Linked DNA regions of Homo sapiens: region 2 is linked to region 1. Evidence: read pairs that join two places in POLR2A ChIA-PET (ENCODE). Cell type or tissue: K562. All regions are shown on one strand. Links, peaks and the distances in the headings refer to the core of each region. The heading gives the core; the rest is flanking DNA. Region 1 has its middle 140 kb from the start of LINC02074. Region 2 holds the start of LOC107985081 (a long non-coding RNA gene).

What was found. Peaks named below come from ENCODE experiments on the same cell type or tissue, not always from the same donor. Only the 100,000 strongest peaks of a DNase experiment are listed, where the experiment ranks them.
Region 2: POLR2A ChIA-PET joins it to region 1 with 5 read pairs; 3 of 35 experiments call an interaction of 5 or more read pairs at or near these places.

Annotation. Positions count from the first base shown.
Region 1 is chr17:73,966,680-73,983,193 of GRCh38, reverse strand. No RefSeq gene overlaps it. Among named protein-coding and RNA genes, the nearest start is that of LINC02074, 140 kb to the left of the region's middle. RefSeq lists enhancers at 8,147-8,844, 8,845-9,544. In K562, for the core only: no CTCF peak of the experiment used is centred there; a DNase peak (open chromatin) is centred at 6,303; H3K27me3 peaks cover 4,042 bases.
Region 2 is chr17:73,905,916-73,922,429 of GRCh38, reverse strand. It overlaps LOC107985081 (a long non-coding RNA gene), which reads right to left and starts at 10,306. Exons shown (of 3, transcript XR_001752999.1): 1 at 10,195-10,306; 2 at 9,207-9,277. RefSeq lists a silencer at 11,393-11,593 and an enhancer at 15,619-16,120. In K562, for the core only: no CTCF peak of the experiment used is centred there; no DNase peak of the experiment used is centred there.

The DNA of each region.
Region 1 (16,514 bases), core at 2,819-10,818:
TTAGCTTTCTCATTAACCGAGTGCTTTCAAATTAGCCTTGTATTAACCTCAAAGGAAAATGAAAGTGTTTTTTTCTCTTCCCAGAGTAAGTCTCTAATGCAGAATATCAAGGTTTCCATGATTAACGTTTCATGCGCCTTGAAGCTCTAATAAAGTTGGATTCGCTAATATCTAACTTGATGGAATAATTGGCTCATGATCTTTGCAATGGTGAGAGGGAAGCTGCCATGCGTGGGAAGTGGTCTTTCCCTTCTCATCTCACACATCTTTTGTTTCTGCCTCCCCATCCTCTCCACACCCTCATTTCAGAAGAGTCTAAGGGACCAACGCTCGGTGCCTGATCTCTGGAAAGCATTGCCTGTTCTGAGTGGATGATTCCAGACTGACACTCAGCCACCTCCTTTCTTGGAAGCCAGGAAACCAGGGTCACAGAGGAGGGCTCTTGACTTTGGCGATGTCCCTTAAAGTGGGCTTATTTCTCTGCATCCAGGGTTCAGGCTGGAGAGGGGAGTAAATAGTCTTGCAATTTCTGAGCAGTCCCAGGTATCAAGTCTGACGAGGTGAATCCAATTTCCACTCCCCCACCGGAGAGGCAGGCTTGATCTGTCTGGCCAGGATTACCTGTGAGCAGTGTCTTTGTCTCAGGAACAGCAAAGATGGGCTTTTTGGAGGGGTTGTGGTAGACCAGACCCTCAGAGGAGATTGTAGCTGGGAGTGGGTACCTGTCCCAGACAGAGTGAGCTGCTGAGACCATCTGTTCCCCCAGGTCACTGGAGGAAATGGGAGGGTTGCTTCCGAAGGACTCCAGTCACGGTTTTGATCCTTTGCTGACTGGTCTCTCCTGTCTCTGGGCCCCAGGGTGACTCCTCTCTGCCCTCCCCTTGCTCCCTCTTCTCCTTGAGTCCTCACCATTGCTTGCCTCTATCATCCCTACTTTGTCTCCTCCCTCTCTCCCTTCATTTGTGGGTCTGTGCTTTCTAGAGTTATAGCAAAGAAGGGCTCTAGGCTTCTCAACCGGAGGCCTCCTAGGGAGACAATTTGCTTCTCATCAGCATTTTGCTCCCTATGTGAGCAGCTCTGAGGAAGAAGTTTTTTGTCTTGTGTGTGGGTGTACTGCTTGGTCCCAGAGCTCCGTCTCACAAGTGGGACAGCGGGGGCTGCGGGGAGGGAGGTTTCCTCTCTGGGGATTCCCACTCAACCTCCCTTGCCATCCCAGCAGCCTCTGCCCTCCCCAAGTGGCTCACTTACTCTGCTCTAGATGTGGCCAGGTTCCTGGAGGCATAAGAAAAGACAGCAGGCCCATGATTTAAATGACTAAAGCGAAGATCCCAGAGCCAGGCATGCATGGATGACCTACATAGGCCTACACTCCTGCACCATGTATCCAATGGCCTCCTACCTGTCTCTACCTGAAGGCCCCTGCCACTCCAAAATCAACATATCCAAAAGCAAACTCAGGTCGGGCTCAGTGGCTCACACCTGTAATCCCAGCACTTTGGGAGGCTGAGACAGGTGGATCACCTGAGGTTAGGAGTTCAAGACCAGCCTGGCCAACATGGCAAAGCCCTGTCTCTACTAAAAATACAAAAAATTAGCAGGGTGTGGTGGTTCATGCCCTTAGTCTCAGCTACTTGGGAGGCTGAGACAGGCGGATCACCTGAGGTTAGGAGTTCAAGACCAGCCTGGCCAACATGGCAAAGCCCTGTCTCTACTAAAAATAAAAAAATTAGCAGGGTGTGGTGGTTCATGCCCGTAGTCTCAGCTACTTGGGAGGCTGAGACAGGAGAATCGCTTGAACCCAAAAGGTGGAGGTTGCAGTGAGCCAAGATTGCACCATTGCACTCCAGCCTGGGTGACACAGTGAGACTCTGTCTCAAAAAAAAAAAAAAAAAAAAAAAGCAAACTCATCACTTCCCTGTCAGACTCCTTCCTCCTTCTGTGTTTCTTACCCAGCTCATAGTGTCACCCTCGACCCTGTCCCCAAGTCAAATCTGGGGGTCATCCTAGGTCCCTCCACATACTTCCAAGTCATGTCAACACCCCTCAGATAGGCCCTGTTGTCCTCTGTCCCCATTACTCCTGCAGTAACTCCAGACCTTGCTACCTCTTCCTCAATTTGTCTTTCCGCTAAAAAATCCTTTTTCTGCAGTAGAGTGCTTGTTCTAAAATGTGCTTCCCCCTTGCTGGTATCTTTCAGTGGCTCCCAGTTACCTCTGGCCAAAGCCCACACCCCATGGGCAACTTGGAAATTCCCTAGGAGAGGGACCCACTGGTTTCTCCTACCTTCTCCCCAGTTGCTCTCCCTCCCTACAAATCTGTATTCATCCAGACCCATCAGCTGCACATCCCTTGACGTTTCACACTCTTGGGCTTTGTACACAATGCTGCCTCTGCCCGGAAGGCTCTTTCCTCCTGGCCCATTCAGTGAACTCCTATTCATCCTGCAAAACTTCCTCAAATGTAGCCCTCTCTGGGATGCTATTGCAGCTGAGAGGTTCTCCATGATGCCTAATGGAATCCCTGCATGTCACCATCTCATGTCCCCTAGATCTCACAGGTGTTTACACTAAGGCCTTACAGAAATGTGAGCTCAGGAGAAATGTTCCCTGGCTCTTTTGCATTCTGAGGTGCAGTTACGAGGGTGTGTCATCCTTCCAGGCTTTGCAGACATAGCCAGAGTTGTAGCTGCCCAAAGTCATATCGGTGTCTTCATTCTCCTCCTTTCTCCTCATTATCCTTCCCTCCATTTTTTTTGTTTTTTGTTTTTTTGAGACGGAGTCATCCTCTGTCACCCAGGGCTGGAGTGCAGTGGCGTGATCTTGGCTCACTGCAGCCTCTGCTTCCTGGGTTCCAGTGATTCTCCCGCCTCAGTCTCCTGGGAAGCTGGGATTACAGGTGCATGCCACCACAGCTGGCTAATTTTTGTATTTTTAGTAGAGACGGGGTTTCGCCATGTTTGCCAGGCTGGTTCCCACCTGTCTTCTATTCTGTTTATTGCAACTTTCCTTTGAGGAGAGTGAAGTCCTCACTAGGGTGTTGCTCTTGGAGGCTGGATTTGCTTTTCTAAACCAGAGCCTCCTACGGTCTTTCCCCTCTGCTGCTTCATATTCCTTGACCTCATCCTCTTCCTCCTTCTCCCCACTGGCAGAGGCATTGCCTTCTCATCTCCACGGCCTGCAGGCTCTTGTGTCTGGGAGAAGGAGCATCAACCTGTAACTACAGAACTGCCGTCACGGTCCACATCGGTACTGCGTGGCTGCTCGCAGCCCTGGGTCCCTCCAGCACTCATTAGTACCTGCACCAGAGCTAGATGGGGAAGGAGGAGGGATGGGATTCATTGGAGTCCTTGTTAGGAGGAATTCAGGCCAAAAGTTTGGAGAAGAGGAGGCTGGTCCTACTGGGCACGGCAAGGTGGGTGGATTTTCTGTTTCTCATCTGCCCATTGTCCCCCGTCCCCGCTTGGCTTCCTGCCCCTGTTCTCTATCATTAGCCTGCTTGGGAAAGGCAGCAGCACAGGTGAGGTTCATTTTGAAAAAGCCTCATACATTAAAATCTAGTCTTAAAGTCAGGTGGGGGGTAATTAGTCATATTTCAAAAGAATTCTTATGTTTCAAAGGGCTTCGTGGCAGGGAGCCTGTAATTGCCCACTCCCTGGAGTATGGACATCCGTGAGGACAGCCAGGCCACGTTGCACCCGCTGCGTTTGCCAGGTCTCACCAGCTTATTTTCCTTCCTGTGAGTTACAGAATTGTCTTTTTGTTTTAATTAACTTTTTTGTAATCAAGCCTTGGGGGAGGAGCCTGGGTTGATTTTCCTCATTTCACAGATGTAGAAAACTGAGGTTACAGTTGCACAGCCAGAAGCACAGAGAAACAGGATCCAAGGAGGGGCAGAAATGCTCATTCCACCCAAGAGCTGTCAACCTTTTCCTCCTTAGTGAGAGAATCTCTGTTATATTTGGGGAGGTAATGGAACCAGCTATAAAAGACCATATTTTCTGGCTTTCTAAGCAATGAAGTGTGGCTGTGGGAATAAATTCCAGCCTTGGGATGAGAAAGGCCATGCTCCATGGGACTTTGGGGCAGGCGGCTCAGCTAGGAGGGAGCACTGCCTTCAGATGCTCTTCCCACTCCCTCCCTCCCTGCTACCTGGAAGGTGATGGCTGGAGCTCCCGCAGCCATTTTGGACCAAGTCAGGGCCTTGGAAATGGAAGCTCAGCCCTAGGGTGGCAGAAGCAGAAAGACAGAGGGATACTGAGTTCTGATAACCCCAGAATTGCCTTACTAGCCTGAGACCACTTACCTCTGCACTTGTTCTGTATAAGAGAAGAAAGAAGTTGCCATCTTGGTTAAGCCACTGTTAGTTTGGGTTTTGTGTTGCATGTGGCTGACCCTAATTCTTGCTAATAAATTAAGTTTCCTGACTCTTATCTTCAAGACTACGTCATGCCCACAGCCTGGAGGCAGATGGGACAGAGCTGGTTTGCCCAGTCTGTGTTTACAACCCGCTTATAACTTTCCCAAAATCTAGTGTTTTTCGCCCTCTACTCCAGCTTTTCCTGTGGGCCTATGGACGTAAGTGATCTGGTAGCATCAAGGGGGTGTTACAGGAATGGGGTCCAGATTCTGACCCCAAGAGAGGGTTCTTGATCTCATGCAAGAAAGAATTCAGGGCGAGTCCCATAGAGTAAAGTAAAGGCAAGTTTATTAAGAAAGTGCAGGAATAAAAGATTGGCTGCTCCATAGAGCAGCCCTGAGGGCTGCTGGTTGCCCATTTTTATGGTTATTTCTTGAGAATATGCTAAACGAGGAGTGGATTATTTATACCTCCCCTTTTTAGACCATATAGGGTAACTTCCTGATGTTGTCAGGGCATTTGTAAAGTGTCATGGTGCTGGAGGGAGTGTAGCACTGAGGATGACCAGAGGTCACTCTCATTGCCATTTTGGTTTTGGTGGGTTTTTGTGGGGCTTCTTTACTGTCACCTGTTTTATCAGCAAAGTCTTTATGACCTGTATCTTGTGCCGACCTCCTATCTCATCTTGTGATTAGAATGCCTTAACCTCCTGGGAATGCAGCCCAATAGGGCTCAGCTTCATTTTACCCAGCTCCTATTCAAGATGGAGTTGCTCTGGTTCAAACGCCTCTGACAGGAGGACTCCTGAAAAGGGAGATAAAAGACTCTCCTGGGGCCACACCACTTAGCTGGAAGCACTAAGGGACCCCAAACCTCATGTCAGCATGTGCAGTGCCACAGAGGTGAAGCCCACTGCCCTTTTGTAGTCAGCTCTCTCTGTGGCCATGCGCACTCATTCAGGCTCCTCCCTCCTCTCCCTCTTGGCTGGGATCCCCGTTTGCTCCCACTACTTTTCAGCTAGTGCCCTTCCCTTAGCAGGTGAATACCCAGAGGGTGGGCACAAGAATCCGCACTGTGTCTTCCGTCTTACACAGGCATGTCTGACACACGTCACTTTGGCGCTCATGAGGTCCGCTGAGTCTGTGTAGCTTGGTGTGGGTTTTAGCCTATGCCAGATCTCCACTTCTCCTTCCTGTTCTCATCCCCACAGTGTAACTTTGGGCAACTCTCTTTGCATTTTTGGACCTCGCTATTTGCCCACCATAAAATAAATGAGTTGGATTGATCTCTAAGACCTTTCCCAGCTTTTAATCCCCAAGATGGCCAAGGTGGAATGAGCTCAGACAGAGAAAGTCACCAGCACCTAGTCTCCAGCCAGGACTCCGACCTGCCAAGCTGCCTCCTGGCTCCCATATCAGTGCTGGCAGGAGGCAGGCAGGTGGGGGGTTTCTTCCCCACTCTAAAGCCTTCCTTGGGTCCCTGCCAGGTGACATCTCTCACGGGAGCTCAAGTGGAGAGGAGAAGGGGTTGTGCCAGCTGGCTCTCCTCCTCACCTCCCATTACCCAGGTCCTCCAGGGCAGGAAAGCCATGGAAGGGGTGCTTTTAAAACTTAAGGATCTTCCTGAGCTCTTTAGCTGGCAAATGGTGTTAACAGTCCTCCCAGGGCCCTGGAGAGAGAGATTTGAAGGCCGCATTCATTAGCAGAAGCCGCATTAGCGGAGGTGGCCGCCGTGGCTGTGGCTCCGAGCAGGTCTTTGCGAGCGTCCTGATTTCCTGGCCTTCCTGGACAGACTTCTCAACACATTTCAGCATCGATATTTGCGGGCTTAACTTGCCGTGTGGGCCCTGATGAAGTAGCTTGCGGTTTTTAATCTATTCATTCTTTTCACATTAGCTGGGTGTTCCATCTCCTGTTCTGCCAACTCTTCCCTTCAGCCGGTGGTTATCTCAGCTTCCAGCAGTGGGTGGATGGGACTCCTCCCACTCCGAGGGCAGTGAAGCATCCACTGGGAAGCTGTCCTGGCGTCCCCTTCATGGGACATTAGTAAAAGCAGCGACCCAAGTTCTCAGAGTCCTGGATGCCGGCCAGGGGCCTGTTTTGTAGAAAATGACTGATCTTAGTTCCAAGATTCAGTGGATAGTATTTGAGTGAGATACAAGTTCCACCCCAACCCCAGGTCCTGTTGTCCCTGCTCCATCTCCCTAGGATACTGTCTATAGACTCCTTTCGATACTGACTGATGCTTTCCCTAATCCTGAAAAATTCCTAGAGGAGACTCCGCTGTATTTCTTAGAAATGCTTTTTTGTCAGGTCTCAGGACTCCTCAAAGAGAAGAACTTTTTTTTTTTCTTTATAAAATCATACAGCTAGAAGAGCCCCTAGGGATTATCTGGTGTAACCCCCTCCTTTTACAGATGAAAAAACTGAGGCTCAGAGAGGTGATGAGTCAGAGACCCAAATTTGCACAGTTTTCTCAGAGGCTAGGGCTCCTGACTCCCAGGCCACCACCGTTCTTTGACTCCTGATTAGCTCCAGGCAGCTCAAGGCCTGGCTGGAAGCACCAGGCCCTGTTGCATGCTCTAGGCCTCTGATAAAACCAACTCTCTTGAAATTGTTACTACTGTTGGGGCTCTAAGAATTCTCAGAGATTTCATCTAAGAATTTTCCTTTCCAGACTTGACCTTTAAGGATTCATCCTGCTAAGAAATTCTTCCATGGGGATCCTAGGGGGGGCTTGGATACATGCAAGCAAAGGGCCTGGGACTTCTGTGAATGCCTGGCGATCTATGCTTGTGCTTTGTGAGACAGCTGACCTCAGGGTGGGAGTGAAACCATCACTTCGTTGGGTGGGCTCACAGAAGACCTCTTGGGAAGGACAGGGACAGAGGAGAGTTTGGCAGGGGATTGGGAGGCTGCTCTCCCAGATGGCTGCCCGCTGGTATCATACCTCAGTCCTGGGAAGAGGTATTCCTGGACCAAACTGAGGGTCGGGCTGCTATTTCTCATGGCCCAATAACGAGATGCAGATGAACTGGGGAGGAAGAGAGTTTTTATTTCTGCAACTGGTGACAGGGAAAAGACCTGGAAAATATTGCCAGACGAACTCAAAATTACAAAGTTTTCTAGAGCTTACATACTTTCTAAGCTATGTATCTAAGTATAAGTGTACATTCATCTAAAGACATAAGTTGGGCTGGGTGCGGTGGCTCACGCCTGTAATCCCAGCACTTTGGGAAGCCGAGGCGGGCGGATCACGAGGTCAGGAGATCGAAACCATCCTGGCTAACGCGGTGAAACCCCCCCATCTCTCCAAAAAAAAAAAATTAGGCGTTGTGGCGGGTGCCTGTAGTTCCAGCTACTTGGGAGGCTAAGGCAGGAGAATGGCATGAACCCGGGAGGCGGAGGTTGAAGTGAGCTGAGATCGTGCCACTGTACTCCAGCCTGGGTGACAGAGCAAGACTCCGTCTCAAAAAAAAAAAAAGAAAAAAAAAAAAAAGACGTAAGTTGGCTGGGTGCAGTGGTTCATGCCTGCAGTACTTTGGGAGGCCGAGGCAGGCAGATCACCTGAGATCAGGAGTTCGAGACCAGCCTGGCCAACCTGGTAAAACCCCTGTCTCTACTAAAAATACAAAAATTAGCCACACATGGTGGCAGGCACCTGTAATCTTAGCTACTCAGGAGGCTGAGGCAGGAGAATTGCTTGAACCCAGGAGGCAGAGGTTGCAGTGAGCTGAGATCACACCATTGCACTCCAGCCTGGGTGATGATAAGAGCGAAACTTCATCTCAGGAAAAAAAAAAAAAAAAAAAAAGAAAAGACATAAGCGATTAACTTATTTTAATCTATACCTAAGGCCTGAGTCCTGAAGACCTTCCTCTGAAGCCTCAGTAAATTTACTTGATCTAAAATGGGTCCAGGTGCTGGGGTGATTACCCTTATCTTGTCTCGGGCTAAGTCACAGTGGTTTGGCAAGTTTCTTCAGACCCCCAGTAAAACTTGTTTAATCCTAAATGGGTCCTGTTAAGAATTCCTTTGTTATCTTGTCATGCTTTAAGGCCCAGGAAAGGCCTAGGCAAAACTCCTGGTGGGCCTTTGTTACATTCCAGCCTTTGTGTAAGGGTGCTGGCTTTTAATATTTAGCTTAGCCACTCAGTCAGTACTGAAACAGTTGTTATGGAAGCCTGCATCTGTGAGACCTGCCTGCCACAGAAGGACTAGAGTGGAAAGGAAGGGTGTTTGTCATACAAGACCCCCTGCCTGGTGCTGGGGATGCAATGGGATGCTTCCTGCACTCACCAGAACCGTCTGTGGGCCAAAGGGACATGGGATGGATGGGAGAGGGGATTGTCCCCTTGTCCCACCTGACCGCATTAGCAAAGGGGCTTCAGCCAGGTGGCATTGGCATTGTGAGGCTCTGGGGGCCATCAGTAGACAGGGCATGGGTGGCCCTAGGTGGCAATGGCAGCTGGTTTGTCTCAGCCAGATGGCCCCAGAAGCAGTTGTCTGGGGAGGTGATCCCAGGAAGCACTGATAAGGGACTAGGAAATGAGCGTGGAAGGGGAGCAGCTGGCTCTGGGTGTGTTCCAGGCCCACATCCTGCACCTGGATCCCTTCACAGGCCTCAGGGCCAGGTGCACCACATCATTCCAAATCATCCCTCCTGAGGGGTGAGGAGCTGAGATGTTTTAACATCCATAGGGGTTAATTCTCTGGCAGATCCGGCTTCCCCAGATGTGGGCTGTGAACATGCTCCTGGCTCCTGTGAAAGCTCCCAGACTGAGTCATGGGTGTTTGCAGTCAGAAGCCACGGGCGTTGGAACCGTCAAGGCCAAGGCTGAGTAGCTGGGGCACCGACAGTGTCTACTACAGGGGTGGTCCCCTGCCCGGAACTCCATGAGAGATGAAGGCGGCCCAAGCCGACAGGAGAGGGAGAGCAAATAGCGCAGGGCAGCTCCAGAGGCCTGGGGGGGGGCGGGACCCAGGCCAGGATGGGGAGAGCGAGGCACTTGCCTGCAGCCACGTTTAAAAGGGGCAGCCAAATACTCAGGAGTCAAGACCATCACACATAGTCGAAGCAGAGAAAATCTGTGATGAGCAAACTGTCTGCTGTCCACATGTGAAATAAAGACAGGATCTGGCCGGGCTGGGACTAGGGTGTGGGTTGTCCAAGTACAGGGACAAGGCCTGTCTTTAGTCCACATTTGGATATTTTGTTCGTTGTGGATAGTTTTTATTTCATGTTGGTTTCCTAAGAATGCCGCAATAAATATTATCTTGTTTAGTGAGTTTCTGGGGTCCCCCTAAATTTTCTGCCTGGACTGAGGGCCGGACTTGCTTCACTCTAGTCCGGGCCCTGTCGCACCCCTGAGGACTTCCCCCAAAGCTGGGAAGGCTGTGTCAGGGACAGAGCTGGGGCGATTGGAGCCAGGGCGCTGGGTGTGTGCACTCTTCTCTATGCTCCAAACCCTGCTGGCTCCCAAGGGTGAAGCAAATACAATCAGTCCCTGCTGGGAGGAACATGGCTGAATCTCAGAGCTGGAAGGACTAGGAGGTCACCTGGCCCAACTTTTCTCCTAATGCAGGAGGCCCCTCTGCAGCACTCTGGAGGGGAGAAGTGTCTGTTTCAGCCCACTGTGCACAGACAGGCTCTACTGTGTGGGGAATTTGTCTTCTCCGGTGATTGAAGCAGTGAACAATGTCTTCCTTGTCATTGCAGTAGACACCTCGTGGCTTCTCTGACATTGCTTATGGGCATGCTGGGGGCTGTTTAAGACCCTAACCTCTGTCTGCCCTGGGATTCAGGAGAGGTCCAGCCAGGAGGAGACGTGCGGGAGGAATGCAGGAGGCTTATGGGCAAAATAAACAGACCAACCCATCCTGAGAAAAGGAGTCGGAGTGTAGAGTTGGTTCTTGGGCACAGGTGCAGGGCCCGAGGGGAGGGGTCACTTAGTATGGTGGGGAGTGTTTTTTACGTTGTTGCCGTCTCTCTGTCCTGGGGTGTGGAGAAGGTAATGACAGACACAGGAACACACCAGCTGTTCTGGGAACTTCTGTCAGGCAAGGATACAAATACAGAAGCTCATATTGCTCTGTGGCCCACGTACCAGCATGTAATGCAAGGGTGATGGGGTACAGCTGGTGTCTGAGGACGACAGGGCAAAGTTCCAGAGAAGGCAGAGCACCTGGATGGCAAGGTAGAGCAGCTGCAGCCAGACCAGGAGCCACCGGCGAGTGACATGGGACTAGTGTACAGGGGACACCTCCCTTGTACCTGCATGAGCTTGAGGTCTCCCCTCTCCTCCCCTCCCCTGTCCTGCCCTTCCTTCCCCTCCTCTTTCCTTCTCAACTGATGAAACTCCGTTTTCACTCCTGTGTTGGTGTGACCTGGAGAAATATATGAGAAGTTTTCCAAACTGCTGTTGGGGAACGAAATGGAACCCATGAACCCATGAACCCAAAGTGCAGAAAGGGTGTGGTCAGGGGCTATGCTGACTGTCGCAGATGCGGGAGCAGCCCCAGAGCTTCAAAGGAGTGCAAGTTGCAGTGATCATCAGCGCGGTGGCCCCCGCTGTGGGCACGTGGCAGGACACACTCCCCAGCCCTGGAAGTAGGCACGGCTGTGTCTACTCTGTGAGCCAATGTGAGTCACTGCATCCCCTTACCCTGGCTGAGACAGCGTCTCTCGTAGCCATTGAAGTCACTGCAATGAGCAGAGCATCCATGAGCAAGATCATCATGGCATTTACTTAGCTTTTGGGGTTTCTTGTGGTCTGTTTTCACAGCACAGGGTGGCCTATCCTGAGGAGCATAGGAGGATAGGATCCACTTCTACTCGGCACTCATTGGTGCATCATTGTCCAGATGGGGACCCCATGCTATAGATTAGGGTCTTGGTTGCCACTCAGGCATCCATGCTGGGGGTGATGCTCACAGTTTTCCAAAAACAAATGCAAAGACACAGTGGGTTCAACTACCGCCTCCAGGCTGAGACATAAAACCGCCACTCAGATGTAAATCTCCCAGGTTTACCCTTGTATCCAGCTTTAGGCTCAGCTAAAAAAGAAAGTAATTAGTCTTTCTTGATTTCTTCCAACTCAATGGCAAAAAAAAAAAAAAATTCTAGTAAATAAATCTCTGGAACTGGAGAGGCAAAAGAACAAGCTGCATTGTTTACCCCCTCCATGCACTACAACTAATGATAGCAACAAAGAACTCGACTGACTTAGAAATTCTTTGTGATCCTTTAATACCACAGAAAAATAAGCCTGAGACAAGGATGGGGAAGTTGTAGGCACCCATGTGCGCAGGAGTGTGGCTGAATGCCTATTGTGTACCCTCAAGAGCTCTGTGGCATCTTCACAGTAGCAAAGATGATATGCAGACTCACTTGAAGCCAGCTTGATGGACATTGCAGGAGGAGTGTGGAATGACAGGTCACTATCTGGTCACCCACGCTGCACTTGCTGTTTCTTGCAAAGCGGAAATGTGATACTAGTTGAAAGCAGAGGCACAATTTGAAATTTCTTTTTCATTTTCAAGACTCTAGATTCATGGTGGAGTTGATACCTGTCTGTAAATACCCATGAATCTGGGGTTCAAAGGCCACCTGTCTGAGAGTCTGGAGCTGCCGTGGAAGGAAATGTGGAGTTGGATGTGAAAATACTTGTTCTTAGAATTGTTTGGTAGACTTCTGGATGGGCAGTGGCGAGGAGGGTAGCAAGATTTATGAATGGACAGATGGCTGAGAACTCAGTGTTCAAGAGAGAAGGAAAGCCGGGTGCAGTGGCTCATGCCTGTAATCCCAGCACTTTGGGAGGCCAAGGTGGGCAGATCACTTGAGGTCAGGAGTTTGAGACCAGCCTGGCCAACATGGTGAAACCCCATCTCTACTAAAAATACAAAAATTGCCAGGACTGGTGGCATGCCTGTAGTCCCAGTTACTCAGAAGGCTGAGGGAGGAGAATCACCTGAACCCGGGAGGTGGAGGTTGCAGTGAGCCGAGATCGTGCCATTGCACTCCAGCCTGGGCACCAGAGTGACACGCCGTCTCAAAAAAAAAGGAAACTCAGAGATGCAGAAATACCCAACAGATAGGGATGGGAGTGGTGACAGGGAATGCTTAAAAAACAACAGGAGATTATGAAGCAGGACATGTTCTTGGTGGCTACAGAGCATCAGGGACATGAAGACCCGAGACGGTGATGGCTGGAGGCAGATCAGTTAAGTAGGCATGAGACGAGGGAGCAGACCCCTTTGGGGGTGATCTCCAGGCTGAGCACAGACTGTTGGAGAGACAGCAGAGGCTGCATCAGGAGGGAGAGGACGTCTCCTACCCAGGCAAAAGAGACACCCTGCAGGAGCTAGAGCCAGAGAGGAGCCCAAGCAGGTGACGTGGGATGAGAGGACGGAACAGAGGGGCACCAGGAGAGGACTATCTCAAACTCGGGCAAAACATCTCATACCCTCTCTAAAGAGATGGCTCCCACTCAGGGATGACAATGAAGCGTGTCTGCAGTGATGGTGGGGGTGCATGGTGGAGGGAGACTGCTCAGTAGGCATCTATATGACACACACACAGTAGGCACTAAATAAATGCCTGTGGAAACTGATGAATACATTGCAGTAGACACAGTCGTACCAGTTTTGCGCTAGGAGCTGTTGCGTAACGGCAGCTATTCTAGAGAGTTATGGCTGTGATGAAATCAGCTGGGCTGCTGAGCGGCTCAGGAGAGTGAGGGCTGGTAGGTTTGGGACTTGGAGTTTACAATGAAGAGGAAGTGAACTAAACTAGCAGTGACCGCTGTGGCCATCTCTGAACATGAAAATGAGCAGCAGGAAAGGAGTGGGGCAGGGTGAAGCCTCCTCACAAAGACACACTCTAGGGTTGCACAAAGCGGTGGGTTGACTCCCCAGAAAACACCTCTTCGGGCCAGTGCAGAATAAAGGCAAATTCTGGTAAATATTGACCCTGTGCTCTCTGAAATTCAGGCCACTTCTTGCCACCACTGTGCTAGTGATCTCGGACCAGCAGGGTGGACCGGAAGAGGACTTTCGTGTGACTTTGCCATGTCTTGCTAGTGTAGCTAACATTAATTGAGCACTTAACATGCACCAGACATTGTGTAAGTGCTCTACAGGAATTAACTCTTCTAATCCTATGTGCCAGTAATAATTGCCTCGTTTTTACAGCTGAGTCAACTGAGGCACAGAGAGGCCATGAGCTAACCCATGTAGACCCAGGAACTGAGCACAGGCAGGTGGTACCAAGGCTTGTTTTCAGTCCCTTCCCTGTAGCTGCCTCTTCGAGTGCATGCATGTGTGTGGGTGGCTCTGGTTCCATGGAGGGCACGGCCACTGGACCCTTCAATCTTTGATGCTGCTGTTGCCTCCCTACCCGGCTCTGGAAGGCATGAGAGTATGGACTGTGGAATCGCATTTGCTGGGGTTTGGATCCCAGCTCTGCTTCTTAGGATTTGGGCAACCTCATTTATCTCATCTGTATAATTTGTGCTGTGAGGATTAGAGAAAACACATACATACAGTGTTTTGTATGTCTTGTGATGTGTAGTGGGTCTTCTATGAGAAGCCTGCACTCAGTCAACACTTGTTGTTCCTGTCCTAAGAAACATCCCCTGATGGAATTAACCAGTTCCTGCAGTGTGAGCATCTGCCTCTTCTTACCTTGGTTTTGGATCCTAATAGCATCCTTAGAGCTGATTCTTGGTTATGCCTATTATCAGTGCCTGGGATAGATTTCTCCTTGTTCACCCAGTAACTGACCTTGAATGGCCTCTATGGTCCTGACTCTTGAGTCACTGGCTGAATCAATTTGGTGTGTGCCTTCCAGACAGAGGAGGCCCGTGAGTGATGGCTGGGAGAGGAAGGAGCTCCATGCAGTGGGGCAAGTTCAGGCAGCTTGGTTGTGCTGGGGCATAAATTACAGAGAAGAGAGGCTGGAGGGGGCGCCAGTTTCAAGGAAGCCCTTGTGGTACAGCTTAAGGAGCTTGAGCTTGATCCTGCACTCAATGGAATGGAAGCATTTGAGGGTGTTACATAGGAAGGCAACCTGGTTACATCAGGGAGCTCACTCCAGTACCTGTGCGGAAAATGGGTTGGAGGCAAGCAAGACTGGAAGCCAGGATGCCTGCTAGGAAGTTGCTGCTATTGCCTCGGCATCAGCTGAAGGAGGGGCCCTACAGGATTTGGCCTCATTCAACTTCTTGGGCTCACTTCCTGCCTCCCTGCCTCCTGCTCTCTCTGCTCCTGCCTCATTTTCCCCTTGTCATTCCTCAAATTCAACAAGGATGCTCCTGCTGCAGACATTTGCCCTTACTGCAGCCTCCACCAGACACACTTCTCTAAGGTGTGTGCATGGTCTTCAGGTCTCTGCTCAAATACTATCTTACTGGGAAGGGTTTCTTAAGCACTCTGCAATAAATAACTCCTTGACTCCCTCACTTTCTAGCCTTTGATCCTACTCTATTATTTTCTTTACTTTCTCTCTTTATTTTTAGAGACAGGGTCTCACTCTGTTGCCCAGGCTGGAGTGCAGTGGTGCAATCCTAGCTCACCTGCAGCCTTGAGCTCTTGGGCTCAAGGGATCTTCCTGCCTCAGCTAGGACTATAGGCCTGAGGCACTGCACCTGTCTTCGGCTTCTCTGTTATTTTCTTCCTCAGCACTTATCACTACATGATATTATATTTATCCATTTGTTTATTATCTGTCTCACTGCACTATAATATAAGCTACTCCAGGCAGGGCCAGTGGCTATTTTGTTCACTGCTGTCTTTATACAGGTAGACCCTCAATAAGCATCGAATGAGTGAATGAATCCAAGTGATAACTTAATATGAGGGTGGCTCAACCTAATCTGCAATGAGCAGGGAGGCATTTCAGGGAAGGATTCAGTACTGCCTGTCTGCACTCACTGGCAAACATCTGATTTTTAGTTCTAAGCACTAAAGGCAAGTCTCCTTCATGGGTCCCGGGGACTGGTTCATCATTAGAAATAAATCCCCCATAGCCTTGTGCAGGTAGTTTGTAGGGACAGGCTTGCACAGATAGTTGGGGAGCAGCTGGACTCCTGTGCAGACAGTTTGTGGGTTGTTCCTCCTGCGATGACATTGTTCTTCAGTGGTAAGTAATTAGAGCCTCAGGGCCACCTCTCATTTTGTGGATAAGCACGGCTCCAACACTTTAGGCGAAGTGCCCATGATAAGAAACAGAACATTGCAATGTGCTCGCACAAAGCAAAAAGTCAATAACTGCTTGACATTCTGAGAAGCAGATGTTCACTGGTAGATCCAACACCTTGGAAGGTCTTTTCTCAGTGGGCACTAAAGTGGTTCAACGATGGTTGCCTTTTATGGAAGATAAAATGAATGAAAAGCCCTGGGCAGGTTGGAAGCTTTTGTCCAGTTTTGGGGGCAATGCAATCAGGTTTGCATGAATTTCATCTTAGGACAGGTGAATGCAAACAGCATTAATTCATTAGCCTAAGGAAGTGACGATGGAAGTTATGATGTCACAGGTTTTCTCATCTGGATACTAGATGATTTAAAGGGACTTATTTCTTGGATGATCCTGTAAATTGGAGGACTGCATTGAAAAGTGGTCTTGCACCAGGAATCCTATGAAGTATAGTTTCCATGAAACTGTAGGAAATTGAAGCAGTCCTCAGAAATTCTGAACTGAAGATGCCATGTTCAGGGTCACTCTGGGTGAGTGACAAGTATCTAGACAACTATTACTGATGTGGATAAATTTGGGGAATTTCTTTTTGCTGGTAAGACTTTTCCTCCAACTGGAATTTCAAGTGGTTAATGGTAGAGACCTCAAGTGCATTGTATACAGATCTTAAGGAAGCAGGGGAGGAAACAGAATTCTTGAGAGTCTTCTGTTAGCAACAGTATGATAGGTACTTTCTATACTTTAAAAATTTAACTTTCTTAACAACCCTACAAAATAGATACTATTATCCCAAATTTACAGATGAGAAAACTGTGGCTTAGAGCAGTTAAAAAAAATTCTCAAGACCACACAGCTAAAAAAATGGCAAGACTGGGTTCCCTACCCCCTGCCATATGCAATATGCCTTCTGAGCACCCGCATGCACATCTATCATCCGATTACTACTGAACTGTTAGGCTTCTGTA
Region 2 (16,514 bases), core at 5,155-13,154, 63 kb after region 1:
TTTATCTTATATCAATATAACTTCACCAGAATTCTTTTGTTCAGTATTTTCTTGTTAAATCTTCCTCCCTTTTTAAACTTAACTTTTATGTTTGACCTTCAAACTTCATGTTTTTTCTGTCTTGTCTAAGCCACATTTCGCTAGATTAAAGAAAATAGTCTGATAATCTTGGGCTTTTAATTCAAAAATTGAATTCATTCTTATTTATTATGAATACTGCATATAGGTTGAATATCCCCTACCCAAAATACTTGAAGCCAGAAGTGATTTTGGAATATATGCATATACATAATGAAATATATTGAGGATGGGACCCAATTCCAAACATGAAATTCATTTGTTTTATGTACATCTTATACCTATAGCCTGAAGGTAATTTTTTACAGTATTTTAAATAATTTTGTGCATGAAACCAAAGTTTTGACTGCGACTCATTACATGAGGTTGGGTGTAGAGTTTGTGGCATCATATAAGTGTTCAAAAAGTTTTGGATTTTGGAACATCGCAGATTTTGAATTTTCAGATTATAGACACCCAACCTGCATTTAGATTAATTTCTATCCCTTTAATATGCTTTTCATCTGGATTTTTGTATTTCTCTTTCTTTTAGAATGACTTTTTAATTTCTTTTTTTTTAATTATTATTCCATTTTTCCCATCTATTTCGGGATTATGTACTCTATGCCCATCTAATTTCGGAGTTATTCTAGTTATTTTGTATGCATACTTGGTTTAATAAGGCTTAAAGTTAACCAATACCTTTCCATTTCTTCTGAATCACATAAGGCTATTCTGATCGCATCTCCAAAGTTATTTGCTATAATCTTTTCTAACTACTGCTGTAGTTTCACTCCCCTAATTTCAGAATTCCCTGCCATCAGCATTCTAGTTGCTTGAGATTTGGAAGGCATGAAGAAGTTGGCAGTAAACCTTCCTCTGGCAGTGCCAGTGGACGCATCAGCAGTGATGGCAGTTTCCAAGAGCATGCACAGACTTCATGGTCCACTCTGCCTCCAGCTTTGGGGCCTCCCCTGCAGCTTCTTGCTTCTGATTTCTGAGTTTATCACCTGCAACATCTGAGTCTCACTCCTCCAGTGCTTCCAACAATTTTGCAAGCACCTAATTTCCTATGTTAATTCTTTCTTTTTTTTTTTTTGCTTAAAATATTTAGACTTATTTTTGTTTTGCTGACAGACTCTGACTGATTACATGGAATATTGAATGGTAGGTTGGCAGTAATTTTATTTCAGGATATTGAAGCTAAATTATTCTATGGTCTTCTGGCTTCCAATGTTGCTGTGGAAAAGTGAGCCACCAGCCTAATGACTGTTTCTTTGTAAGTTTTCTGTCTTCTCACTCTTGATGCTTTTAGGATAATTTCTTTTGCTTTGGCATTTCGTACATTTTTTCAAGCTAATTGAGGCATAATTTATATACAGTAAACTGTATTCCTTGTAGGTATACAGTTCTATTAATTTTGATAAATCCAGACAGTCATTTAACCATCACCATCAAAACATAGACCATTGCCTCACCCTAAAAAGTTTCCTCATGCTCCTTGATAATCAGTTCCTTCCCCACATCCCTTGCTTCTGGTGACCACTTATCTGTCTCCTATTTCTACATTTTTGCCTTTTCCATAATGTCACATAAATAAGACCATGTGGCATGGAGCTTTTTGATTCTGACTTATTTTACTTAACGTGGTGCTTTTGAGAGTCCATGTTGCTGCATGTATCATTGTTTTTTGTTTTGTTTTAATCAATGTGTAGTATTCCTTTGAATAGGTGAATCGTAATTTGTTTACTTACCAGTTGATGGGCATATTGGTTGTTTCCAGTATGGGACAATTATGAATAAAGTCATTCTAAACATTCATGTAAGGGTTTTGTTTGGATATATGAATTGATTCCTCTTGGGTAAATATGTGTGAGGGAGATTTTCTGGTTATCTCGTGCGTTCGTTCCCAAAAGCTGCCATAACAAATGACCACAAACTTGGTGCTTCAAACGACTGCAGTGTATTCTCTCACAGTTCTGGGAAGCCAGATGTTCAAAATCAAGGCATCAGCTTGGCTGCAGTACCTCAGAGGCTCTAAGAGGAGAATCTGTTCCATGACTCTCTCCCACCTGTGGGTGGCTGTGGTCGAACTTTGATGTTCCTTGACTTGCAGCTGCGTAATTTCAATCTCTGCCTCCATCTCCACATGGCCTTCTCCCTGTGCATCTGTCTCTGTCCCAGACTCCCTCTGCGTGTCTTTCTCCTTTTTTTTTTTTTTTTTTTTGGTGAGACAGGGTCTCACTCTGTTGCTGAGGCTCGAATGTAGTGGTGCAATCACGGCTGACTGCAGCCTTGACCTCCTGGGCTCAAGTGATCCTCCTGCCTTAGCCTCCTGAGTAGCTGGGACCACCATGCCGGGCTAATTTTTGTATTTTTTTGTAGAGATCGGGTCCCACTATGTTGCCCAGGCTAGTCTCAAACTCCTGGGGTCAAGTGATCAGCCCACTTTGTCCTCCCAAAGTGCTGGGATTACAGGCATGAGCCACCACACCCGGGCCCTCTACCTCTCTCTTATGACGATACATGTGATTGAACTTAGGGCCCACTGGGATAATCCAGAATTAACTATTTTCAAGGTCCTTAACTTAATTACATCTCTTGCCATATAAGATCATACTCACCCATTTGCCGTATAAGGTCATATTCACAGGTTCTGGGGATTAGCATGTGGACATATCCTTTTAGGGGGCCATTTTTCAGCCTACCACATACAGTCAGCATATGTTTAACTTTATAAGAAAATGCCAAACTGTTTTCCAAAGTGGCTGTACCATTTTTCATTCCCACTAGCAGTGTATACGGATTCCAGTGGCTCCACATCCCTGCCAGCATTTGGTATTGTCAAAGTTTTATTTTTGTTTTGTTTTTTAGCCATTCTAATAGGTATGCATGGATATCTAATTGGCTTTTAAGTTACATTTCTCTAGTATTAATGATTTTGAGCATATTTTTATGTGCTTATTTGCCATATGTATATAAGTATTAGTCCATTTTCATGCGGCTGATAAAGACATACTTGAGCCTGGGAAGAAAAGAGGTTTTAATGGACTTATAGTTCCACGTGGCTTGGGAAGCCTCACAATCATGGCAGAAGGCAAGGAGGAGCAAGTAACGTCTTACATGGATGGCAGCAGGCAGAGAGAGCTTGTTCAGGGAAACTCCCCTTTTTAAAACCATCAGATCTCATGAGACTTATTCACTAGCACAAGAAAGACCTACCCCCATGATTCAGTTACCTCTCACCAGGTCCCTGTCACAACACAAGGGAATTCAAGATGAGATTTGGGTGAGGACACAGGCAAACCATATCAGTATATCTTTTTTCATGAAATATATGTTCAAATCTTTTAACAAGTTTAAAACGTTTTTAAAATTAGGTTATTTTCTTATAATTGAGTTCTGAGAGATCAAAATGTATTCTGGTTACAGTCTTATCAGACATGTATTTTTCAAATATTTTCTCTTCCTATATGGCTCGTTCCTTTTATGTTTTAAACATGCCTTTCCAAAAGGCAGAATTTTGAGATTTTAATGAAATCTAATTTGTTAATTTTTTTCATTGTGGTTTGTGCTTTTTGTTTTCTTTCCAAAATAAAAACAAGTTTACAAAGATTTTCTCCTATGTGTTCTTCTAGAGGTTTATCATTTTAGAGCTCACATTGTCTATGATCCATTTCAAATTATTTTTTGTATATTGTGTAAGGTATGTGTCAAAGACTTTGTTTTGCACATAGATGTCAAATTATTCTAGTACTATTTGGTGAAAAATAATCCATACTCCATTGAATTACCTCGGCACTTTTGTTGAAAATCAGTTAACCATATTTTTATGGCCCTGTTTCTGGATATGTTTTCATTATTACCACACTGTCTTTATTAGTGTAGATATATAGTATGTTTTGAAATCAAATAATATAAGCCTCCAAATTTGTTCTTTTTCAGAATTGTTTCGGCAATTCTAGTTCCTTTACTTTTCTAAATGAATTTTTTAAATAAGCTTGTTGACTTTTATAAAGAAGTCTGCTGAGTTTTGATTGTAGCAAATTTATAGATCAATTTTGGGGAAATTTACATCTTGACACATCCTATATATCATCATGTATTTATTTAGATCTTTGATTCTCCTATCCGTGCTTTGTAGTTTTCAGCATATAAATCTTATACATGTATTTTATTGGTTTTGGTAATATTGTAAGTGGTACTTTAAAAAACTTTCAAAATTTCATTTTTTTTCTTTTCTCTTTTTTTTCTTTTTCTTTTTATTTTTGAGACAGGGTTACCCACTGTCACCCAGGCTGGACCAACCTTGCATTCCCACGATAAACTCCTAACTTGGTCATGATGTACTGTCATTTCATATACTGCTGAATTTATTTTTTAAATATTTTGTTAAGGATTTTTTGCACCTTTCTTCATTAAGGGTATTGGTCTGTGTTTATAGTTTTCTGTGTATTTTTTTTGTAATGTGTTTGGTTTTAGTATCAGTGTGATACTGTTCTCATCTTAAGTTAGGAGGTGTTCACTTCCTTTCTGTTTTCTGGAAGTGTTGATGTAGTGTTTACATTATTTCTTCATTAAATGTTGGAAAAACTTGCCATGGAGCACATGAAGCCATCTGGGCATACAGTTTTCTTTGTGGGAAGGTTTTTGACTACATACAGTGTGCAGTTTTTAATTATAAATTTAATATCTTTAATATATGTAGGACTATTCAACTTATCTATTGCTTTTTGAATAAGCTTTGATAGTTTCTATATTTGAGGAAAAGTGTCCATTTAATCTAAGTCACTAAATGTATTGGCATATAGTTGTCTATAGTATTTTCTTTATATCCGTTCAGTATTTGTAGGCTCTGGAGTGATAGCTCTCCTCTTTTTTCCCATCATTGGTAATTTCTGTCTTTCCCTTTTGATTTCTTATCAGTCTGACTAGAGGTTTATCAATTTGATTGACCTTTACAGAAAGCCAGTATTTCATTTTGTTAATTTTTATCAATTTTTTCTTTCAATTTTATTGGTTTCTGCTCTTATCTTTATTATTTCTTTCCTTGTGCTTTCTTTGGATTTAAATTGCTCTTCCTTTTATAGGTTTTTAAAGCCAAAACTTAGGTAATTGATCAGAGACACTTATTTTTTTCTAATACAGGTATATAATGTTATAAATTTCCCCAAACACTCTATTAGCTGCATCACACAAATTCTAATATGTTGCCTTTATTTTTACTCAGTTCAAACATATTTTAAAATTTCCCTGTGTCTTCCTCTTCAACTCACTAGAAGTGTATTATTTCATTTCAAATATTTGTTGAGTGCTCATATATCTGTCTCTTAGTGATTTCTAATTGAGTTGTGGTTAGAAAACATACTTTGTATAATTTCGGTGTTTTAAAATGTGTTTTGTGGCAAGAATATGGTCTATTCTATGGAATGATCCACATGCACTTGAAAAGAATGTGTCACGGGCTGTTGTTGATTGGGTTGTTCTATAAAATGTCAGAGTAAATTGGTCGATAATGTCATTCAGGTCTTCTATGTCCTTACTGATTTTCTGTTTACTAATTCAATCAATTAATAAGAGAGGAATGTTGACATTCTAACTCTATTCGTGGATGTATTTACTTATTTTCAGCTCTGACAGTAATTGCTTTATATGTTGTGAAGCACTGCTGTTAGGTGCATATACCTTTAAATTATTTCATTTTGATGAATTGATCCTTAATCATTATGCAATGCCCCTCTTTAATTTCGGTCATATTTCCTGATCTGAAGTCTACCTTTACTACTTTTAATGTAGCTACTCTAGTTATTTCAATTAATATTTGCATGGTTTGCATGAGTGTATCCTTTTCCATCATTTTACTTTTAACCAGTTATGTCTTTATATTAAAATTCTGTTTCTTGGATATAGCACATAGTTGAGTCTTGCTTTTTTATGCAGTCTGACAATCTTTGTCTTTTAATTGGGACATTTTAATTATTTAAATTTAGTGTTATAACTGATATGGTTTTATTTAATTTTCCTATACTGCTAAATATTTTCTATTTAGTCTCATCTCTTCTTTTTTTTCTATTTTTCTGCCTGATTTGTGACTAATTTTTATGATTCAATTTTATCTCCATTATTGGCTTATTATACTTTTTTAAGAAAAGTCTGAGCCAGGTGTGGTGGCTCATGCCTGTAATCCTAGCGCTTTGGGAGACTGAGGGAGGAGGATCACTTAAAGCCAGGAGCTTAGAGACCAGCCTGTGCAACATAGTGAGACCCCATATCAACAAAAAATAAAAATAAATAAAACTATCAGTTGTTGTCCCAGAGTTTTTAACATGTTTAATATATCACAGTCTACCTTCAAATAGTTTTATACTAAGTCACTATATTATATAAGAACTATATACTTTCAATTTCTTCCACCTATGCTTGTGCTATCGATGATACACATTTTATTTTCCACATTATAAACCCCAAAATATCTCCAAAATATAACTTTTTTTTGCTTAACAAGACAACTATTTTTAGAGTAACTAAAAATGAGAAAATAATATTTTTGTATTTACCTTTATTTTTACCATTTTTGAAGGTGTTTTTTTTTGGTATAGTTTCTGTGTGGTATCATATTCTCTGGGCCTCAAGAACTTCCTTTAACAGTACAGACCTGTTAGTAATAAATTCTTTTGGCCTTTGTCTGTAAAAGTCTTCAGTTTTTCTTGATTTTTGAAAATCATTTTCACTGGGACTCCAATTATATATATATTAGGCCATTGTGTATGTCTTTAGCTCATATATATTCTAATCCAGTTCTCTCCCCTTTCCTTTTTCTTTTTCAGTTTGTGTAATTTCTATTGACATATTTTGCTGTCTTGGGTGTACTAATGAGCCCATCAAAGGAAATTTTTTTCTCTGATTTTGTCTTTTTTCTTGTTTCTTGTATTCCCAGTTTACTCTTTCTTACAATTTCTTTCTCTTAGCTGAAATTCTACATCCATTCATGCATGCCGCCCACTTTTTCACTAGCTCCTTTAGCACTTTAATCATAATTATTTTAAAGTACTTGTCTGATAGTTCTAACATGAAGATCATATCTGAGTCTTATTTTTTTGGTTGTTTTATCTCTTTTAAATAATTTGCGTTTTCTTGCCCTTTTTTAATGTCTCATAATTTTTGATTGAATGTCAAATATCACACTAAAACTGGTTAGCAAAAGATAGATCATATGCATGCCTGGAAGTGGGCATGCTTCTTGTTTTGGGTCATTAGGTGGAGGGGTGAGTCATGCTAGCTACAGGTTGAGCTGGATTTGGATTTTGCTGTTGCTATGGTTACCATTATTGGACCGCAGGCTTCCAGGTTTCCGATCAGTGTGCTGCTGTTGCCTATATTTAGGGTCAAGGCTGGCGTGCTGGAGGGTTTTCACAGTGTGAGTGGTCCACCCTCAACTCACCCAGTCTTTCAATGCCTGTGTCACAAAGTAGATCTCTCTCCATGCTTTGTCCTTCCCCAGCAGTAGACTGCTGTTTCTGGGTACTCCCTGATAGGCTTGTGGAGGGGGCAGGAAGGTTCTCTGTTGCCTTGTCCAGCTTTAGTCTCAGGGAGACTCTGTGTACCTGAGCTTTGGGGGTAAAGCCTTTCCAGCACTGTTGCCCCATGTGGTCTCTTCCTTCAGTAGTCAAACTGCTTTGGTGGGTCTTAGACAGGCGTTTCCTGCTCTTCCTCCAGTGGTAAGAGACGTCTACTTAATATCAACATGGGCCCTTGAGCCCAAGACAGTTACCTGCTCATCACCCAGCATTGGAGTTTTTGTTACATCTTTTCATTAACCACGTTGTGTCTTTGCCTGGGTGCAAGAGGCTTTGCTCTCCCTCTTCAAGTGATTTATGGCTTTTGCTTTGTAGGAGAGAAGGGTCTGGACAGGGTGTTGCACCTGCTCTCTCCACCCCTATAGCCACTGATCACTAACTTTGTGCCCAGTGGGCAAAAGGGTTTGCACTTCCTCCTCTAGTGGTTTAAGGCTTTTGCTTCATATGAGAGGAAGCTCTAGGGAAATGGCAGAGTTTTCTGTCTCCTTCACGGTGGCAGCTGATCACCTTCTGCTGGTCTGCGCTGCAAATGGTGGCTCTCTCAGGTGTCCTGCCGGCCCAAATCTTTCTCAGAGCACCCGTCAGAGGCTCGTGGGAAATATCCTGTGAGTAAACAGGAATTCCTGTTTTAGCAGATGCTTGCATCTATTTCAGACTGATACACTAGTGCACACGGGGCCTTCAGCGGTTCTTTAAAATTGTAGCTGACTCTCCTTGCCACTTAGGCTGCAGAACCTCCTCCTCCCTTGTTCTGCCACGAGGGAGGTAGGTCATTCATGCATCTCTTCTCTCCTTGGAGGGCCTTGCTCCTTTGTGGATTCCAGGCTACTTAGTTACCTTGTGACTTCATCTCTCTGATGGGTCCAGGAAGAGTTGGTATTCTGTAATTTATCCAGCTTTTTCTTGATAGGAGGAGAGCAACTTTTTTTTTTTTTTTTTGGCAACTTTCTACAAACTAAGAAGAAGAAGTAGAAAGTAGAAGTGCCAAACATTTTTTCAAGGCACCAATCCTCCCATCCAGGAATAGCATCAGATACCACCAGAGCTTCCTGGATATAAAAATGTGTGTCTTACAAAAATATTTTGAAAGTTCTCAGCTATTATCTTTTTGAATACTATCTTTTTCTCATTTTCTTGTATCATCTCCTTCTGGAATTTTGATTAAACATATGCTAGACCTTCTCATTCTCTTTTTCCTTTTTTTAAATTCTGTCTTCCTGGAGTCCTAACAGGATAATTTCTGGGGACCTTTGACTTTGGGCCACCATATTTCTTAGAATTTTGTAAGTATTCTGTAAGTCATGTGGAAGCAGAGTTTCCCAGAGGGGATTTGCATTGGTTTCTGCCATGGTCTACCAAACTAGGACAACTTGTTTAATTTCCCCCTTGAGGTTTTTTGGACTACAGGTAGCTAAAATGATGACCATAGACCCTTGTGAAGATTGGCTCATGATTACACAGTCTCAAGTAAGTTTGTTTTCCTCCCTCCCCAAATGCCAAGGTTGAACAAGTCAAGCAAGTTTCCCCTTCACCTTTTTCTACGTGGCAGGTGTATTGCCTGCTCATCCTTACCTGATGAATACTCTCTGTGGTCCCAGATTGATGTGTGCTTCTATTAGATTGAGGATATTTCTCTTGTTGCCCTGTTTTAGACAACCATCAAAACAGAAGTCTGAGGCCAGGACAGTGGCCACGTCTGTAATCCTAGCACTTTGAGAGGCTGAGGAGGGTGGATTGCTTGAGCCCAGGAGTTCATGACCAGCCTGGGCAACACAGTGAAACCCATCTCTAAAAAAAAATACAAAATTAGCCAGGCATGGTGGTGTGTACCTGTAATCCTAGCACTTTGGGAGGCCAAGATGGGTGGATTGCTTGAGCCCAGGAGTTCAAGATCAGCCGGGAAAACATAGCAAAACCCTATCTCTACAAAAAATAGAAAAATTAGCTGAGCATAGTGGCAGGCAGTCAGCTTCTGTCCCAGCCACTTAGGAGACTGAGGTGGGAGGATCACTTGAGCCTGGGAGGTGGAGGTTGCAATGAGCCAAAATCACACCACTGAACGCCAGCCTGGGCAATAGAGTGAGACTCTGAAGACAGGAAGGAAGGAAGGAAGGGGAAGGGAGGAAGGAAAGAAAGAAGGAAAGGAAAGGAGAAGAGAAGAGAAAGAGAAAGAAAGAGAAGGAAGGAATGAAAGGGAAGGGAGGAAAGAAAGAGAAAGAAAAGTGAAAGAAAGAAAAAGAAAGAGAAAGGAAAGAAAGAAAAGGAAAGAAAGGAAGGAGAGAGGAAGGAAGGGAGGAAGGAAAGGGAGGAAGGGAAGAAGGAAAGAGGGAGGGAGGGAAGAAAGGGAGAGAGGGAGGGAGGGAGGAATTGAAGCCAAGTTCTCCAAGTTTCAGTAGAAATTCTCAGGGTAAAAGTTGGCTTGGCTACTTTCTGTTCCACTTTGGGGGTTCTGTGGAGCCCTTCCTCATGTGCCACATGGGCATTTCCAAAGTGGTATTTAAAAAAATTTCCCCCAATAATTTTAGTTGTTTCAAAAGGAATGTGAAAGTATCTAACTCACCATACTGCTGGAATGGAAGCCTATGCGTTAGTATTTCCCGGTGTGTGGCGTGACATGTTGGCGTCACACATTAGTCATCTCCCTCATCCCAGTCCTGAGCAAAGGAGCATAGTCACAGAGGAGCAGCTTGATGGGAGGGGTCCACTCTCATCTGTTATGTAAGAGGTGGGGGGTGGGGCAGGACTGTTTATGGGATGAGGGTGTTTCAATCATCAACATTTAATGTTTGCATATTACATGTGACTTTTGATGTGGCATGGAGGAAGGTGGCATGTGTCAGGGGCTATTGAAGACATCTAGAGTGAATGATGACAAGCACAGGACCCAGCACAGAATAACCATTGATTTATTGAGCATCTACTATGCATCAGATATTCTTCTGGCTCCTGAGGATATACTGGGGTTTTGAGACAAACAAGATCCACAGTTGGGGCTAATGGGAGCTTCCACGTCTGTGGCACCTGAATTAGGCAATCCGTTTTGTGAGTATAGTAAGATTGATTCTGTGTTTAATGCTTGCTGCACTCTCCTATGAGGACTGTGCTCTTCCAAGCTTGTCTGATAGCTGGAGATACTGAATCCTGATGGAGATAAGCACACTACCTAGGACTACACAATAATTGCAGAGTGTAGATACCCCAGATGAGTCTTTTCAGTATCAGAAGGTGGGGCACACCCTGGGATGAGGAGTGGGGAGCAATCCAAGTAATTTTCTCTGACAAATAGCATGTCCCTGGCCTGGACCATTTTCTCCTGGGCTGGATGGACTTGCTGCCAGGCATCTTAAAGGTGCTGTTTAGCCTTTGACAGTCTGATGATGCCAACATCAGTGAGAAACGATGGTGCAGAAAACCTAAAACAAAACAGCCACTTTGTTTAGTTGAAGAGGTTTGAATATAGTAACAAATCCTGATTGTTTGCCAAGTTTTTTTTTCACAGATGTTTCATTTTAGAACAGTTTTAGGTTTACAGAATTATCCCAAGGATCGTACAGAGAGTTCCTTTTTCCTCACTCTGCTTCCTCTATTATTTCCCTATTATTAACACCTTAAATGAGTACGGTACATTTGTCACAAATAATGAACCAATATTAATACATTATTATTAACCAAAGTCTATACTTTATTCTGATTTCTGTAGTTTTTTTTTTTTTCTGTTCCAGGATCCCATCCAGGAAACCACATTGCACTTGGTAGTCACGTCTCCCTGGCCTCCTCCTGCCTATGAGTCAGGCTTTTTTGAGGGGGTTTGATGACCTTGACAGTTTTGGGGCATGCTGGTCAGTTATTTTGTAGAACGTTCCTCAGTTGGGGTTTGTCTGATGTTTTTCCTATAATCAGATTGGGTATGTTTTGGAGGGGAAGACCACAGAGGTAAAGTGATCTTCCCCTCCAAAACATATCACCCAAGTTAATCACAGGATCATAATCTTCTTATCACATCCTATCAAGGGTGCATACAGGTAGTCATGCTGGGTTTCTACCCTGGAAAACTTCTCTTTTCTTTCTGCCTTTCCATACTATACTCTTGAAAGAAGATCACTATGCACAGCCCACACTTAAGGAGTGAAGAGCTGTTCTCTACTCCATAAGGGTGGAGTAACAAAGTCAATGATTTGAAATTCTTCAGCATGTGAGATTTGTGTCTTGTATCCACTTATTTATACCCTTCAGACAGACTGGTAGCGAAGCTAACTGTCCCCCATCTCTCTGCCCTCTCCCACCTCCTGGTTACCCTTAGTACCAGTGTTCTTTGTTCTCTGGGGCTGCAGCTGGGCCCAGACAAGCATGGTTGACTCAAGCCCATAGTCACTGTCACTTCTGTGATGACAGCCGTGATATGCCCTCAGATGCTCAGGAAGCCAGATTCTTGTCATCAAATCAGGGGACAACGAGCAGATGAGCTAATGAGTTGGGAAACAAGGCAACATTCCACTGCTGAAGTGAAGTGCCCTGGTGTTGAAATAATGGGCAAATTGAGGTCTGTGGTCCCAACTCCCTTCCCTGGATGGGGCGTCTGATGAACTGGAGGCCCTTTTGTTTGCCCAGCATCCTGATGGGTTGCAAATGTGGGCATAAAAGCTGGAGTGTAGTCAAATTGTTCAACACATAGGAGTTGAGGCAATTGACATTTCCAGAGCAGAGACCACTGGGACAGCTGCTGAGTGGAGAAAGGGGCCTGACACATGGGATTTGGAGAACAGAATGTCCAGTGTGGATGTTTTCGTTCTTGTGTCTTCAAGACAACCCCATTCTCTCCTCTCTAGAGAAGTCCAGGCTGATGATTAAAGTTGTCTGGGGAGCAGGAAAGACTCGAAGATGTGCCAGGTTCTGTGTCCAGGTGGAGGTGCGGAGACAGATAGCACATATGAACACTGGCAGCAGAGAATGCACCAATGGCTGCTATTTGGGCTGTGGGAATGATAATCACCCCTATAGCTGTAGAGTCTTCCACTTTTCTACCCACTGTGACAATGATCTTCCCAGGATTCTAAGTCAACCCGGTGAGGTAAGCAGGGGAGACAGTGCAGATGAGGAGATTGGGGCACAGAGAAGCTGCTGCCTGCCCAGAGTCACTGGTCACTGTTGTCTGGACACCCTATTCACTGCCCCTTTCCTTCTTCTACACCACAACCATCTATCCCCCTTTTTTTGGCCCCTGAGAAAGAGCCCAATTGCTTATTGCGCAGGGAACAGCAACTTTCAAGTTGGAAAATTCTGCTCAAGTCCAGGGCTCTAAAGAACATGCCCAACAAGGCAATCCACTTAAAATGCAAATTCCACTGACATTAATAAGCAATATATATACACATGCATTTACACATGCAAATGAGCAGCACGGAGCGCAGGACTTCCCTCCATTACACTCTGCACGGGATAACTACGTTCAAGACATTTCATCAGAGTGGAGCTGAGAGGCTGTCTCCCACCTCCCCTCCTCAGGCTCGGTCCTTCTGAGGTACACCTGGCTCTGCAGAAGCCAGAGCACCGCCCAAGTTCAAGGCTCCCTCTTAAGCTGGCTGGTGTGGCATAAGTCAGGCCACCTCTCTAAGCCTCAGTTGCTTGTCTTGCTGATCTTTCCCTACCTACCTGCTGAAACCTCTCTCAACCTTCAAGGTCCAGACGGATCTTCCAGAAACTCCTTAGTCATCATTGCAGCCCACACCTGAAGTCAGAACACCTGCTCTCATTCAGCCATCTTGGACTCACTGTTTAGCACTGACCCCATCATTGCCAAAACAGACCCTTCTCTGGAAAACCTCTACGTTCCTAACACCATCAAGCTTTCCCTTCAAAGGGTTTGAGATTCCTGGCAGGCAGAGAATATTTGGGGACTTTGCCTTTGGTATCCGCAGCCTAGGGACAGGGGTGAACAAAATCGATTCTCATAGGAAGGTGAGAGATGCTGATTATACTCAGGTGCACAGATATTCATCTGGAACATCAGGACATGCCCTTGTTTGTCCAACCATTTAAAGTTTCAGTAACACCTATCTCCATTCTCTTACTGTCACGACTTTTGTGGGGTCCTTTTGAATGGAAATCTTTCTAAATTACTCACACATTCGGCTGCCTTCCTAAGAGATGCTTGGCTCCAAGGTGCTTGTGATAAACATCGTTTGTTAGAGGTCTGTGTGACAACGTGGATGCTCTTGGGACCAGCAGGGTTCACAGCTCTCTCAGCCCCTACTCTCAATGATCCCATTTAGTTTTTTAATAAACTTCCCTAGACCTTTTAGGAAGAGGGGATGAGGAAGGCAATAGAATAATTACTACTATCTCATTTGTGAATAAATAAGTGTATGTATAAAAATGGCCAGAATTATACACACCAATATTATAGAAGTTATCTCTTGATGATGGTTCACAAGCTTTTTCTGTATACCAATAATTATTTTTCTTAAGTGGGAGGATCACCTGAGCCCAGGGAGGCTGAGGCTGCAGTGAGCTATGATCACACCACTGCACTTCAACCTTGGTGACAGAGCGAGACCTTGTCTTGAAGATAAATATTTTTCTACCACATGCATTTGAATGTTGGCATGGCATTTCATTATATGGATGTACCATAAGTTGCAGAACTTGTTTCCCAGTTGCTTTTCTCTGCTATAAATAATGCTCTGATAAACCTTGTACACGCATCTCTGTACACATTTAGAATAATTTCTAGATGTGGAACTGCTGGATCAAAGGGCATGCATATGGAAAGCTTTTTATACCTGATTTCAAATCACCCTCTAGCACTCTTGTACTGTTACTTCCACAGGGGTGTTTGCGGTTTCAGCCTCTAACAGCTAATGTCCCACCTCTCTTGCCCCATTGTGAGTCTGGTAGGAGGGTGTGTCCCCTGGCCCTGTGGCACCGTTTTTCTCTCTCCTTTCAGTACCTGCACTTCTATGTGCACAGCCGACTCCCAATAAATATTTGTGGCTTATTGAATGAGAGCTCCATCTCCCCAGCCCCAGCCCACCTCCTGGCACTCCCGGTGCAAGCCTGTCCTCCTCCTCCAACAGAGGCAGATAATAGATGACTACGAGCCCGCCTCAGCCTCGGCCTCCATGTGGTGATGAGGGGCAGGATAAATGCGAAGCGAATGGCAATATTTCCTGAAAGCAGGAAAAGGCAGAATCTATCACTCCACACCAGAGTCCCTGTAGCCTGCGAAGGCGCTGTCAGTGACAGAGTGCTGAGGAGGAGCATGGGGTCCAGGCTGGGGGCTGGGGCTGGGGCCACGGAGGGGGCAGGCAGCAGGACCAGGATGCCAAGGGGCAGGCTCAGTCCCCATCTCTGAGCAGGAAGGAGATTTGCAACCACCTGAGGTAAAACTAAAAATGAGAAGTTTCTGTGCAATCAGTTCCTGGCTCACCACATTCAGAGGCAGGTGTGGGTGGAGGACATGGGAGAAAAAAGGAGGGGAGGCAGACAGCCCTGTTAGATGAAGACCAAGGGCAAATTCACACCTCTGGGGCTTGCTCTGGTGTTTTATTTAACTCCTCCCTCCTCCCTTGCCCACTACCCACCATCCTTTCATCCTCAGGCCCCCCGTCGCCGGGACCCCAGGTGAGATTGGGAGGCTGGCTGGATACTGCTGATCTCCAACTAATCACAGCTGGAGATGGCTTGCCTTCCCGTGGGGGCCATTCCTGCAGCGGAAAGACTGGGCTTCTTTATCCCCAGGCTGCAGTGACCAGCACCGACTCAGAACTTGGACTCTGGCAGCAAGGCTTCCAAAGCTTTGGGGAGGGGACACCTCCAATCCCTTCTGACTGCTGCAGGTCCTGAGCTGGTCTTTGTAGGAGACTGATTGCGTTTGTGGCCTTGCGAATGGCTTCCCTCTATCCAGGCCCTGAAGTCATGACCTCCCACACTCCCCAGGAGGTTGCTTTGGTCCATGGTCGTAACTTTGACTCAAGCACAACTTGAAAAAGTGCTTGTGCATTTCCACCACACACCTATGCTCCCACTATGAGAACATGCCTAGGCGAGCCTGCTAGAGTGATGCGAGAGGCACCTGAAGGGGAGCCAAGGCGTCAAAGCCCAGATCCTGGGCCAGCCCACCATGGGCCAGCTCACGAGCTGATCACAAACGCCTTAGTAATTCCACATGAGATCAGTCGAACCCAGTCCAGTTGTCCTGTAGACGCATGATCAATAATAAATGCTTGTTTTAAGCCACTGAGACTTGGGATGTTTGGCATACAGCAATAGCTAACTGATACATCTCCCTTACTTATACATTAAAAGCCATTCCAGAGATCAGCCTGAAAGCAGTCAGCCTGGGCCCTAGAATCTGTGTAACTAGAGGGGGGCAGGGGTTCACACTATGTCTCTGATGCCCAACTTTCCATTTATGAAATGAGCCTGGAGTTGTCCTATGAAGACCCAGGAAAGTAAAGCAGGAACTGAGAGTTGCTAAAATCCTTTTCAATTCTACCTATTCCCCGTGTTTCAGATTTGATTGGTTTTCATTAAATTGCTCATCATAAAGATAACAAACCAAGTAAGAGTATAGAAAAACATTCCACTTCACTGCACCACTGCCTCCTACCACCTCCCCTGCTTGTCCCCACTCTGATCTCATTCCCTAGAGGTCACCATCATTAACAATTTGCTGTGGAACCTGCCAGATCATTTTCAATGCACACACATACAAACTGTAGATATAGTTATTTATTTTACAAAAATAGAATAATAAAATAGTGTTCGGAGACCTTCCTCTATTACTTAAAGGACCTCTGACAAGTCTCTCTCATTCTTTTTAATAGCTGTATAGTATTCCAGGGTATGTACATGCTATTTATTTATTTATTTTTGAGATAG